Linked DNA regions of Homo sapiens: regions 2 and 3 are each linked to region 1. The links are chromatin contacts, found by Hi-C or POLR2A ChIA-PET in ENCODE. All regions are on one chromosome and are shown on one strand. The core of a region is the stretch at or near the end of the contact, and the rest is flanking DNA. Distances in the headings are between cores, read along the strand shown.

Evidence for each region. Hi-C counts contacts between places; a loop is a spot of excess contacts on that map. ChIA-PET counts read pairs that join two places held with the same protein, here RNA polymerase II (POLR2A). Pooled maps may share reads with other maps.
Region 2: a map with no recorded cell type shows a loop between it and region 1 (7-fold over the local background). The contact joins the enhancer-like site here to the promoter of G3BP1 in region 1. A Hi-C loop is called at or near these places in 4 of 37 single-sample maps with no recorded cell type and 5 of 50 pooled maps.
Region 3: a loop to region 1 is called in a map of naive thymus-derived CD4-positive, alpha-beta T cell, with 4 times the contacts of the local background. The contact joins the promoter of GALNT10 here to the promoter of G3BP1 in region 1. A Hi-C loop is called at or near these places in 1 of 168 maps with a recorded cell type or tissue (naive thymus-derived CD4-positive, alpha-beta T cell), 2 of 37 single-sample maps with no recorded cell type and 18 of 50 pooled maps. POLR2A ChIA-PET finds 5 or more read pairs at or near these places in 2 of 52 experiments (activated CD4-positive, alpha-beta memory T cell and activated CD8-positive, alpha-beta memory T cell).

Annotation. Positions count from the first base shown.
Region 1 is chr5:151,769,755-151,773,989 of GRCh38, reverse strand. It overlaps G3BP1 (G3BP stress granule assembly factor 1), which reads right to left and starts at 2,036. Exons shown (of 12, transcript NM_005754.3): 1 at 1,954-2,036. It overlaps LOC100652758 (a long non-coding RNA gene), which reads left to right and starts at 1,814. Exons shown (of 2, transcript NR_132345.1): 1 at 1,814-2,287; 2 at 3,218-4,197. RefSeq lists silencers at 1,410-1,479, 1,530-1,859 and enhancers at 2,068-2,362, 2,620-2,849, 3,228-3,949.
Region 2 is chr5:148,806,913-148,811,147 of GRCh38, reverse strand. No RefSeq gene overlaps it. Among named protein-coding and RNA genes, the nearest start is that of ADRB2, 18 kb to the left of the region's middle. RefSeq lists enhancers at 1,556-1,605, 1,656-1,705 and a silencer at 1,996-2,075. Within about 2 kb of position 2,112, at least 13 of the 41 ENCODE cell types and tissues checked have a DNase peak (open chromatin) inside an H3K27ac peak, as active enhancers do.
Region 3 is chr5:154,188,887-154,193,121 of GRCh38, reverse strand. GALNT10 (polypeptide N-acetylgalactosaminyltransferase 10) reads right to left here and starts at 2,389. Exons shown (of 12, transcript NM_198321.4): 1 at 2,097-2,389. The coding sequence starts at 2,255. LOC124901118 (a long non-coding RNA gene) reads left to right here and starts at 3,043. Exons shown (of 2, transcript XR_007059010.1): 1 at 3,043-3,126. RefSeq lists silencers at 2,094-2,153, 2,224-2,303, 2,394-2,503, 2,514-2,613, 2,704-2,793 and an enhancer at 3,014-3,979.

The DNA.
Region 1 (4,235 bases), core at 787-3,286:
TGCCTGAGGCCAAGAACTGTATTTTTTTAATATTTTAAGTAGAAACTAACGAAATTTTCCCTCAATAATGTGTAAGGTAATTTCATTCTATTTTGCCTCAAGCAGTAATAAAATTAGCTGGACTCAAGCTTAAACAGTTTAAATGTAGGTCATTCTAGTGTTTTTCCATTTGACAACTTAAATTGCTCAACTTTAAGTCTAAGTTAAAATGCTAATTCCATAGTTAACCAGTCTGTAAGGGCAAGTAACCGGAATCGCCACACCAGCAAAGTTCCAAGTAAATGTTACTTGGAACATTATTATAATACTGTTATAGAAACATGTTTATAGAAAGGGTTTCCAGAACACGATTATAGAAATCTTTATGTTTATAGAAGTGTTTCTATAACATAGAAGATTTATTTCACTAAGCCAAGGAGTATGTTGGCTTTTAAATAATCTAAAAGATGGTAACTACTAGAAAAATATAAGCTCCAGTCCCTGAAGAAAAGCATCTTGTTTCTGCATATACACAAGAACCCAGCAGAGTAAATGCTAAATAAACGGAGTGTACACAAACTTTCATCCACAGATCTCGACTGTCACAGTTGTTTTTTCCAACACATCTCCAACACCAGTAATTCATCCAGCATGACACGCTCCACAGAGGTCCAAATAGTATACTGTAACTGGGCGCCAACCTTTCTATTCCAATTCCGTATTTTAACCCACAGATGCTAGTGAGATCTTAAATTCGTCGCTTTGCACCTCATTCCCTTCAACTATAAAGTGAATCTTCTCAAGGTCTTTCTGCAAAAGTCTCCTCCAATTAAAAAAAAAGTAGAGAAAAAAAAATTCAACGTCTAAAACCGGAGCCTAACTTCCCGCTGGCGGGAATTTCCCATCAGCAATCTGAGATTCAAACCCGATGAGGAACACAGTCCATGTTCATTTGCACTTACTCATCGTTTTCCCTACTTTTTTCCAGAAGCTACGGTGGCGGCACATCTACCCAGGGCCTGTACAAGTACACGTAGAAAGGAAGCCCAAACCCTTTTCCTTTGTCACATTCCCACTTCCAACCCTTGTCTCCCTGGAAGCCCAGAACTAGCCCAAGTACAAATGCCGCTGCAGCCTTCTCGGCAGGTGGCCTTTTGAGGCTGATGCTGCCCCGAGGGACAAGTGCTCTGGGGGCAAAGACTAAAAACAGGCTTGGGAAGCGGGGAGCTCGGAGTCAGAGGGCCCGGCGTCAACAAATCCCCGCCCTTCCCGTGCGTGCCTGTGACCCCGCTCTCCAAACCCGTGCCTTGGGCCGCTAAGGAAGGAGGATAGCCGTACCCACCTCGCCAGCTCACTGCAAGAATCAAATGAAAGGCAGAAAAGTGGCTCCGCACAGTGCCGGACACACAGTGAGGGCGTGGAAAGAACATTGGTTGTTACTACCACTCCGTGCACTCGCTGCTCCCTCTTTGCTCTCTGCAAAACCGAAGGCGCTTCTGCGACGCGCGGACCGCAAGACTCCAATCAGACTTTAGTGCTGCCCCCACCCTAAACGAAAGCCTCCTTCTGGTCCGAACCGACTGGATCCCTTGGCCAGGGGAGGAAAAGGTGCCGCGGGCGCGTGGCGGAGAGGGTGGCGGGCGGGAAACGCTGGGCGCGGGACCCCTGGCCCCAGAGACCGCCCTGGGGCCCAGGCGGCGGCCGCGGCTTACTCCTGCCCCGCGAGGCCGTTGGACGCAGCACGCGCACGCGGCGGACACGGCCACGCGCCCCAGCCGGGACGGGAGCGGGAGCGAGGAGCCGCCGCGCGCCCGTCCGTCCGCCGCGCGCGCCTGCGGCCGTTGGGGTGGGGGTTGGGGTGGGGGACGCGACTGGCGCGGCCGCCGCGAGCGCCACTCAGACTTCTCCCTCTCACAAGTGCTGCGGCTCGGCTTAGTCCTCTGGCCTCCCTGCCCCGCCCACACCCCGGCGTACCTACGCGGCTGAGCTGGAGAGGAACTAGCTCTGCACCACAGCACCGAGGATAGTACAAACCCCTCACGCAACTGCGTCCGCACACACGCGTGCTCCGCCGCCGGTCTATATAACTGCCACTCACCCTAACTTGTTGCGGCCAGGTCGGGCGACGGGATGACCAATCCCGACCGCGTCCTCAGGGCTCTTCGAACAGTAATTGGGCACTGACTCGGGGATGAAGGCGTGGCTCTTGATTGGCTTTGACTCCTGCCTATGAGACTGTGAGGATCTCGTTTCCCTAGTAACAGATCGGCACTAAGAGAGACCAATAACCGAAAAGTACAATAGAAAGGCGAGTGAGCAGTTCTTTGACTGATACTCAAAGTAGCCAATAAATGTGTGGGGCTGCTCTTATTCGTTAACACGTCTTCCCCTGGGCGGAGATCCGTTTTCCATGCAGGAGCGGTTGCGCCACAAGGTGGGGCCCGTGTACTTTGGGGAAGTAAACCCCTAGCAACTAGGAGGCGGGCGTCCGAGAGGCCAAGACAGCCTGTGGCCAATCGCAACGCCGGAAGGAGCTGATAGACACGGAGGTTGCTCTGCTCGGAAGAGACCGAGCCCCAGGGCCGCCGTGCCCTCTGGGCGGTTGTGAGGCTGTGCAGCCTGCGGCTTCTGCCCTCTTTCTTTCCCTGACTGGTTGGGTCCGGCCTCCGAGGCCTGTACCCCGCCTTTTCCGCATAGGTTTGTACCTGGCGAACCAACTAGTAAAGTTTCCCGGGTTGTTTTCTTTTTATTACAACTTTTTTCTTACGTGCGGCGGCCAAGGGCCTTGCTGCTCTCACCATTACTCAGCACTGCTGCGGGGCAGAGGAAGGAGGGTCGTTCCTGCGCCGCCCGCAGGCTCCCGCCGGAAGGTCGCCGGTGGAAGGCCTGAGAGTGCGCCCTTCCGCCAGGCGCTTCTTGGCGGGCGCTGCGAGGCGGCCGCGGGCGTGTGGCGAGGCTCCCTTTGTGGCAGCTGAGGCACGGTGGTCCGCGCGTGCTCCAGTGGAGTGTGGGCCCTCGCACCACGTCCCGAGCTGCACCACTATTGTTCAGCCTCGAATTGCCGCGGGTGGGGGCTTATTCTCGTCGCTACGCCTTTAAAAGGCAACTCGTCCCCTCCTCCTGGCGTTTCAGGCACTGGCGGGGCTACAACTCAAGGCTGGCCGGCCCTATTTCTATGGAAATAGCTTTGGTTCCCAGCCGTCCGGCACAGACACGCCCCGGTTTGTTCTCGTTCCAGGCATGTGACCAGGGTCTCCCGCGGAGTTTTGCTGAGAATTTTGGAAATGAAGCATGTGGAGCGCCTATGTCGGGGGAGAGAGGCCGAGCTGAAGGAGCACGGGCGCCGGCCTCGGCCTCTGGGGAGCCGGGCCCGCTCGCCTCCCTGCGCGGGGCTAGCCCGAGCCTGGAACTCGGGAGGCCCAGGAGCGAAGTGAAAGCCCCTTCTGGTCCCCCAGGGCTCCACTCCCGCAGCAGCCCGGCTCCGTCGGCGTCAGTGGAGCCCCAGGCCTGGGTCCGAGATGAGCGAGACGCTGCTCTGGCTCGCGGTCGCCCGAGCGCTCCCAAAACCAGGGAACAGGCCCCAGGAGAGAAGCCCCTAGAAGTTTCCTGGAGCAGGGAGTCTCCTGTATCCTGTTAGCTCTGCAAAGGAATCTGGACTTTATTCTGAGGGCCTTGGAGAACCCCTGCAAAGTTTTTTAAAAGGTGGACTAAGAGATTGGCATTTCACAACATGACTCTCCGAATTGAAACACTAAGAAGATTGGCGAAATTTAACATTTACAGATTAGTAATTTAACCCAGGTGACTCGCGATGAGGGACATGGCTACCCTTCACTTTTGGAGGGAGTTTTAAGTGATACAGATCTTTTTGCCAAGCAATTTTTTTTTTTTTTTTGAGACGGAGCGTCGTTCTGTCGCCCTGGCTGGAGTGGAATGCCGTGATCTCGGCTCACTGCAACCTCCGCCTTCCTGAGTTCAAGCGATTCTCCTGCCTCAGCCTCCCTAGTAGCTGGGATTACAGGCGCGCGCCACCAGGATCTGCTAATTTTTTTGTATTTTTAGTAGAGACGGGGTTTCACCATGTTGGCCAGGCTGGTCTCGAACTCCTGACCTCAGGTGATCCACCTGCCTCGACCTCGCAAAGTGCTGAGATTAACAGGCGTGAGCCACCGCGCCCAGCAGCAATTTAAAAATCTAATAAAATTGTGCATATCCCCCAAAACAATAATGTCACTTGGTTGATAGCCACATTTGTT
Region 2 (4,235 bases), core at 863-3,362, 3.0 Mb after region 1:
TTGAAGAGAGAAAAATTATTTTATTTATAAATTCAGCATAGCATAAGCAAACAGTATTTATACTGTCTATACTAGTGTACAGTAATGTCCTGGGTCTTTACATTCACTAACCACTTCCTCATCGTCTCACCCAGAGCAACTTCCACTCCTGCAATTGCCATTGACGGAAAGTGCCCTAAAATGTGTACCATTTGTTATATTTTATACCATATTTTTACTGTACCTTTTCTATGTTTAGCTACACAAATTCTTACCATTGTGTTGCAGTTGCCTACAGTATTCAGGACAGTAACAAGCTGTACAGGTTTATAGCCTAGGAGCAATAGGCTATAGCATACAGCCTAGGTGTGCAGTAGGCTCTGTCATCTAGGTTTGTATAAGTACACTCTATGATGTTGGCAAAATGATGAAATCGACTAATGATGCATTTCCCAGAATGTATCCCAGTCACTAATTGGCACATGACTATATATGATATTCTGGAAGGGGCAAAACTATGGATACAGTAAAAACAGGATGTTTTTACTGTATCCATACTGAGGACTTTTCTCATGGCCCCATCCTGTTTTTACTGTATGGACCTGGGCCTGGGGAGAGGGAGGGATGAGTACATGGATCACAGAAGAGCAGTGAAACTATTTTTAGGGCAGTGAAACTATTCTGTAGGATACCATAATGTTAGATGTAAGATATGTCACTCTACATTTGTCAAAACCCTTGGCATGTACATCAAGAATGAACCTTAACATAAACTGTGGAGTTTGGATGATTATGATTTGACTGTATAGGTTCGTCGATTGTAACAAATATACCTCTTTGGTGTGGGATGTTGCTAGTAGGGAAGGCTGTGTGTGTGTGGGTGTGTGTGTGTGAGGGCAGTGAGTGTAAGGAAAATCTCTGTATTTTCTACTCAGTTTTACTGTGAACCTCTGCTTTAAAAAATAAAGTCTAATATTATTATTATTTGAGACAGGGTCTCACTCTGTCACCAGGCTGGAGTGCAGTGGTGAGATCTTGACTCACTGCAACCTTTGCCTCCCGGCTAAAGTGATCCTTCCACCTCAGCCTCCTGAGTAGCTGGGACCACTGCATCCAGCTAATTTTGTATTTTTTGTAGAGATGGGGTTTCACCATATTGCTCAGGCTGGAAGTCTATTATTTTTTTAGAAAGGTGGCTCTGTGCCAGCTGATCTGAAGCAATATTTAAAATACATCAAGAAGTAAAAAAGTGAATTGTACAAGTGTGAGTAGCATGTCTCCATTTGTGTAAACAAACAGTTGTATGTGGCATCTATCCAACATAAATGCTCACCATAGGAATATGTGTATATAAATTCAATAAATTAGTCTAATGTACAATGACATTTTATGCTGTAGTTCAAAGAATGAACTAGATATATATGCTGGTACATAAAGATCTCCCAGATATGAAGTAAGAAAGGTTGAAACAAAACTACGTAAAATATCGCCTTTTAGTATAAGTAACACGTGTTTATATTCACAAACATATTTTGGAAAGTAGAAGCAATTAACAACGTATATATAACATAGGGGACTAGGGACTGGGGCATGGGACCTGTGGAGCGGCCCCGACAGTATACTTTTACTTTCATTTTGGTACTCACCTGTTTTGTTTGAGTTTTTACTATGACTACTATTAAAAAGTGCAATTCAGTAAAAACAAAACCGAAAATCAAAACTAATGCTCCACAGATTTCTTGAATATAGTGTCATGGCCACAAGAGTCCTTTCCTTCATCTCCTCTTTTTTTGGGTGGAGAAATTGAGAAGCAAAAGTTAACAAACTCAATAATAAATCTGTGACTATAGCGACCAAGAGTGGGGGTGGGGCAACGATGTGCCGCAGATAACAGCAAAGAAGTAAAAGTAGAAATTGTTAGAATTTTTAGTAACTTGGAGGGGAAAAGAGGAAGGATGTGAGAAGAAACCAGGAAATGAAAATAAAGATGGCAAAAACTTGAACAAATGAGGAAGGTGCTAGAGAAAAGCCTGAGCTTGCTCAAGCAGTTTCTGGGGCTTATTTTTTGTCCTGAGTGTATGTGACTGCATGTCTCTGTGTATGTCTGCTGATGTGGCCGTTTTTGACAGCCTGGTGGATTAACAGGGCTATAAATCATTCTGTCTCAGAGTTGGAGTGCCCTGAGGGATTACTTTGCTCAGCAGAGCGCCACTTTGGCAGAGGGACCTCAAAGGCAGACAGACACCAAGGAGGGTGGGAGGTCTTGGTCCCCACCCCGGCTGGTGCTGCTCCACTTCTGGCTGCTTTCTGTATCCTGCTTCTGCGTAAATTTGTATTTGTGCAAATCTTCCATTGCTGAAAAATATCCACTGACATACCAACCCTTTCTTAATACAAACAGGGAAACAGGTCCTTAGTGAGGAAAGAATTTGAGAAATATCACAGAGGTAGTAGGAGAAACAGGTCTAGAATATATGGTTTCTGACTCTCAATCTCTGTTACTGATTTATTTTACCTTTTAGCTGAGCCAGAAAAGAAAAGGAAAAGGCCTGAAGGGAAGTTTAAATTTCAGTGGCTTAAGTGGAAAAGGGGATATTCCTAGGGAAAAACAATATTAGACTTGCAAAAACCAATAAGGAGAAAAATTATCAGTAACTATAATAGAATAGACAAAAGAGGAAAATTGCACTCAAATATTTTCGCGGGTGAATTGAACCGTAAAACTAATATTTAAAGATTCAAATGTCAGGGATTTAAATAAATTTTGCCAATGCAACCAAAAAGTGTAACAATTTGATTACCTCTTCTGGGTCAGTCACTTTGCAAGGTGCTGTTGATACAATGGTGAGTAATTCAGACACAATTGCTGTCCTCAACGGTCTGCAGTTGTGTGTATAGTTTGTTGGTTTGAACAAAACAAGAACATGCAATTGCTTATATGAATGATCCTTCAATTCACTCTTGAGCTGCCAATTATTTGCAAAGCTCAGCAAATACTGATATGCACTGACTCATAAAAAGATGTTGGTCTCAGCCTCTGTGAAGTTCAGAGTCAAGATTAAAATCAGCCACTCAGGGGAGCCTGTTGAGGAGGAGAGACCTAAAGTACTTCTTACTGGTTACTGGAAAATGGAGGAGAGACTGGGTAAACAGAGCAGCCACGGGAGCAAAGCAGAGTGTTGCTAAGAGGGAAGGGAAAGAGGAAGAACAGAGGCTACTGCCCCTTGGAGGGCTCTGACATGCTGATATGCTTCACTCGGCTGACATGCTGAGTGAAGCAGCAGGTCAGTGACCAACAAGCCCTGAGGATGCAGCACAGACCCTCAAAACCCCAGAATCCTAAAGCTGGGACTGCCATGCAAGACCCAGGAGTCCAATTCTCCCTGCACAGATGAGAAGCCTGAGGCCCACAGGTGGGAAGTGGCTTATAATTGTCACATGCAAATTGGAGGCAGTGCAGGGATCAGAACCCAGGACTCACAGCTGAGGACTTTTCTCATGGCCCCATCCTATCCTGTGAAAGGAACATGACAGTAACTAAAGACAGGATGTTTTGAAGTCAGATAGACCTGGATTTGCATCCCAATTCTGCCACTTGCTGCTGACTGTATGATCTTGGGAAAGTGTGTCTATTAACCTTGGTCCCTTCATCTGTAGAATGGGGATTGTATAAAGGCTTGTCTCCAAGATAACCATCCTGGATTCCTTGTATCCTTCATGCACATGCCATTGCCCCATCAAGAAGTGGAGTTTATTCTTCCACCTCCTCGAATGTGGTCTGACCTGTGACTGCTACGTCCAGTGAATTCAGTGAAAGTGAGGCTGCCAGTTATGGAGCTAGGCTTTTAGGGGACTGGCAACTTCTGCCTGTCTCACCAGAACTGCTTGCTCTGGGGAAAGTCCTCCACTATGTAAGAAGTATACTATTCAGAGACCTCCATGCTATGAAGAAGCCCAAAGTAGCCATGCGATGGAGCAGCTGCATGGAGACAGATCCCCCACCCAGCCTACTCCAGCCACCAGCTCTTTTAAGATTGTTTGTTACACAGCAGTAGGTAACGGGAGCACTTACCACCTGAGACTATTGTGTGGATTCACGAGACAACTATTTAGACAGGGCCTGGCACATGGTGAAACTGAATAAATGCTACCTTTTTATTTTCATGAATTTAAAATAAAGAAACTCCCAGCACCTCCACCGTAAGTCTCTTAGAATAACTGAATAACTGTCTGCAGCACCCCTAATGGATGCATTT
Region 3 (4,235 bases), core at 1,140-3,639, 2.4 Mb before region 1:
CATGCTATTCCAGAGAAAAAGAAATGAACAAAAACTAGATCTTCCCAGATGAGCCTGTCTATCCATTTCAGTTAGGGGCTCTGAGCAGCACCCAGCTGTTGCTCCCCTCTCTCTCCCTGCCCAAAAGTCTGCCTTACTCTATCAATACCCTCTTGCACAAGTGAGTAATTTACTTTGAAAGCTCAGGCCAAACTGGCAGTTAACCTTGACCTTCTCTACCCATCTGGGTCTACAGAAATGAAAATCAGGATGTCTTTGGCATCTATTGCAAATGAAATACGAGGTCTTTCTCCAAGCAGAGGCAGAATGTCAAGCACTATTTTAGAATGGGCTACAGCTATTCTAAAGGAGAGTTTGCACTAGGGTAGGACACTCCCCCTTGACCTGGAGCTGTGTCCAGTATGGAGCCTCCACAGCTAGGGATGCTACAAGGAACTCTGGACTCAAGACAGAAAAAAAGAAGGGACCGTTGTATTCCTCATTGATTAACTGATAGTATCACAGAATGTTAGAACTGGACCAATAATCATGGTTTACAGACCAAGAAAGTAAGGCTCAGAAAAGGAGATGAAAGGTGATCAAGGACACACACAGTAAGTTAGTGGTAGAGCTGAGGTCAGAACCCTGGAACTCCTGACTCTGATGCTGGTACTGAATAGGAACAGAGGAAAGAGATTTCATGAACGGAAAATCCATACAGATACAGAATTTCAGGGAGAGAGGTCTAAGCTAGCTGTCAGGGTTTGAACCAGGGGTTTAGGAAAGAGATGGAAACCTTAGTTTCTAAACAGTAAGCTCTACCAGAAAGATCAATGAGACCCTCTGGGATGCTTTGCAGCAATTAACAGAGTTACAGGCGGAGCTCAAATTGGTCAGCTCTGTAGCAAAGAGCCCTCTGTGCTCCAGATGCCAGACTGCCTAGACAGCAGCCTGATACTGGGAAGAATAAGGAAAACCATCAATCTCAGAAAAGCCAGCCTCTTTCGTCGAGGCCAGCCAACAGTCAGTCAAGTCTGACCCTGATACACAAATTATCCACTTCTCATGGGACCAGAGAAATCCCGTAAGAAAGCCTGAAATGTTCCACTATATGAAACAGTCTAAGCAATACACTCACTAGCACCTCCTGGGAGGGTGGGAGTGATGTGACAGAGCTTCTGCTATGAGGGAGCTGCTAGTCTAAATGCGTGCACGCACACATACACACAAACATACGTGGGTAAGTTCAAAGGAGGCAGAAACCATTCCGATCCCAGTTTTGGCTGCAATAAACACTACAACTAACCAGACTAGACAAGTTCAGAAGAGATAGGGAAGGCTTCTGGTGTTCCATCCTCAGGACACTGGGCACCAATAGCCTCTGGGACATTTTGGGGGTCCCCCCACCAGAGCCCCACCTCTGGACTCCCATAAGGTCAAAGGCAGCAGGTCCCTCAAGGACCAGGAGCTTACCCCCTTCTCCACCCCCAGGGGCTTGAAGCTTTAAAGGGAGCATGATCTTTACATTCTGCAAGGAATCCACAGGATCTGAGAAAGGAAAAGGCTAGAGTTGGGGCGGGGGTGTTGAATAAATGGGGAGAGGAGGAAGGCCCGGGTGTCTCGTTGGGCAGATGAGAAATCAGGAAAAGGGCTGACCTGAGCAAAGAACACTGGGATCAGCAGGTAGGGGTTGTGGGGGGGGGGGGGTGGGAGGAGGGAAGCAGAGAGGACCTGGACACCAAATAGAAGAACCAGAATCTTCATTCCTATTGGCACAAGGCAGGAGTCATCCTGGGATACAGGGATGCAGATAGGATCCTTCAAAAGAGATCCGCTGGAAGACGTCAAGGAATACCAGACGGGGACAGAAAGGAAGGTGGTAACATGTGGTGAGAAATAGCGTCCTGAGTGCTAGTTCGGACTCAGTCTCTGACTGGCGTGGGACCCTGGACAAGTCCCGACAGGACTTAATTTTCCCATCCGGAAAATGGGAAGAGCTGAAGAGTCTCGGAGCTGACTCTGAGGAGGCAGACAGCAGAAGGTGGAGGAAGGAACCACAGGCTAAAAGTGAATTCGGGAAGGGGGTGTTCCCGGCCTGTAGCAACGGGGGGACTCACCTGTCCCGCCGCCGGCGCCACCGCCGCCCCCGATCCCCCAGGGGTGCCGTCGGGCTGCCGCTCGCGGTACAGCGCCCAAAGCCCCACGTTGGGCAGGAGGACCAGGGCCGCCAGCACCAGCGCCACCGCCTGCAGGAGCCGCTTCTCCTTCCGCCTCATCGGGGCCGGTCAGCCCCGCCGCGCCCCGCCGGCCCCGCCGCGCCGCCCCCAGCTCCGCGCGTCCGCCCGTCCGCCCGGCGGCGGCAGCAGCTCAGCCAGCAGAAGCGGCTGCGGCGCCGGCCCCGCTCCAACTCCGCGGCACTTCCGCCGCTCGCCGGCCGGGGAGCTGGGCGCCGCCACCACGCCGCCGCCACGAGGGGGTCGTCGCCGCCGCCACCGCCCCCGGGCCCCGCCGAGCCGCCCGCCCCGCGCCGCCTGCCCCCGCGTCGACCGCCGAGTCTCTGCGCTGCAGGCTCGGCCCTCTCACGGAGCGTCTCGGCCCGCCCGGGCGCTGCAGGATGCCGGGCCGGAGCGCTTCCCCCCTCTCGAGCCGCGATGGTCCGTCCCACTCCTCGGCGGCTCCCCCGCCCTCTGGAGCTTTGCGAAAGTCCCGGAGTTGGCGAGTTGGGCGCTAACTGGTGCGGGCTGGGCACCGCTGGGTGGGGTGCATGTCCGCTCGCCCGGGTACCCTGCCGCCCCGCCCGGCAACCTCCGCCCGGGACTGCAGCCGAACCTTTGCTGCCTCCCTGGGGATATGCAAATAGTGCTGGGGCCCCGCCGGGCGTTCTGAGCCTGGAGCCCCCGGGGCTGTCACTTCCAGCCCACCTAGGCTCGGCCCCCAGGACCTGCGGACCTACTTTGACCCCGGCGACTCGGTGTTCCCGGCCATGAAACGGGGCCACAGCCGTGCTGCACGCTCACTGTTCCGCGGGCGGGCCCTGGTTTTCTTCCTCTAGGGGGGCCCTGGCGTTAGGTGTGAACGCCCTCTGCAAACTGTAGGGAGCTGTGCCCGGCCGCCGCCCGTCTGTAGATCCTGCAAACCGGCGGGTGGGTAAGTGACGGTAGCCTCTCTGCAGCACCTTTCCTCACGCAAGTCCAACCCCCTTGGAGTTAGAATGCCCTGCATTCTCACGCGTGCTTTTGGATCCTAAGCGCACTGAGCCCTTCCCGGAAAGCTCTCAGCAAACCGTTGGCGAGCGCCACTATGTGCCAAACACTGTGCCAGGCTCTGGGATGAAATGAAAACAGACCTGAGCCCTGACGTCTGGGAGCTGAAACATGAAACACGTAATTTCACTAGACCAGGCAATGTGTCTGTAACTGTGGCGAGGGCTTTGACAGAGGAGTCGGGCTTCTGGGCGATGCGGAGGGCCGTGGAGCCGGACTCCGACGGTGATGCCAGCCAGCGGCTCCTCCTCGGGGCGCTCGACGCTGGTCACTTAGCTGCCTCCTCCCTGATGCGGTGGAACGGAGCACCCCCTTGGCTACCTTACTCTCTGCCACCCCCACATTCGTCCTCTTGATTCTCTGCTTCTCTAGCTCAGCCGCTGACCTTCGTGCCTAGCTGCCACTAGTCCTTGACCAGCGTTCTGGCAACTCTTGCCTCCAAGTTCTTCCAGCTCCAGGCTGAGCGATGGGGATTCAGTTTTCTGACATCACAGCTCAGTTCTTGATTTCTGCAGCAAAACCTTCAAGGCTTCCATCACCTCGGCTCTAGAGTCCATCATGCTCCTCTCCTATGACCTGCTAGGGCTGATCAAACGTTCTGTCTCCTGCCGTGCCCTGCCCTGCCCTGCCCTGAGCTTCGCTTAGCCTGTTGCAGGCTTTGTGTTTTCCTTCTTGTGCTGTTGACCACGCAGCTCCTTCTACCCATAAAACCCCCTTCTCTAGGTCGGTGGAAATCTTGTTCATCCTTCCGTGTCTAGTTAAACTGCCACCTCCTCCACGAAGCCTTCTAAAACTCCTCCTCAGGGAACTGTTTTCTTTCTTTAGATTTCCATCACAATAATGCTTACCTTTTATTGAGTGCTTACTCTATGTCAGGCAGCCCTTGAGATGCATTACCTCTTTAAATGCTCACAGTTACCCTGTGAGGTACATGCTTTTCTTATACCCATTGGCGAATGAGAGTCAGATTTAAAAATGCATGTAATCCCAGCA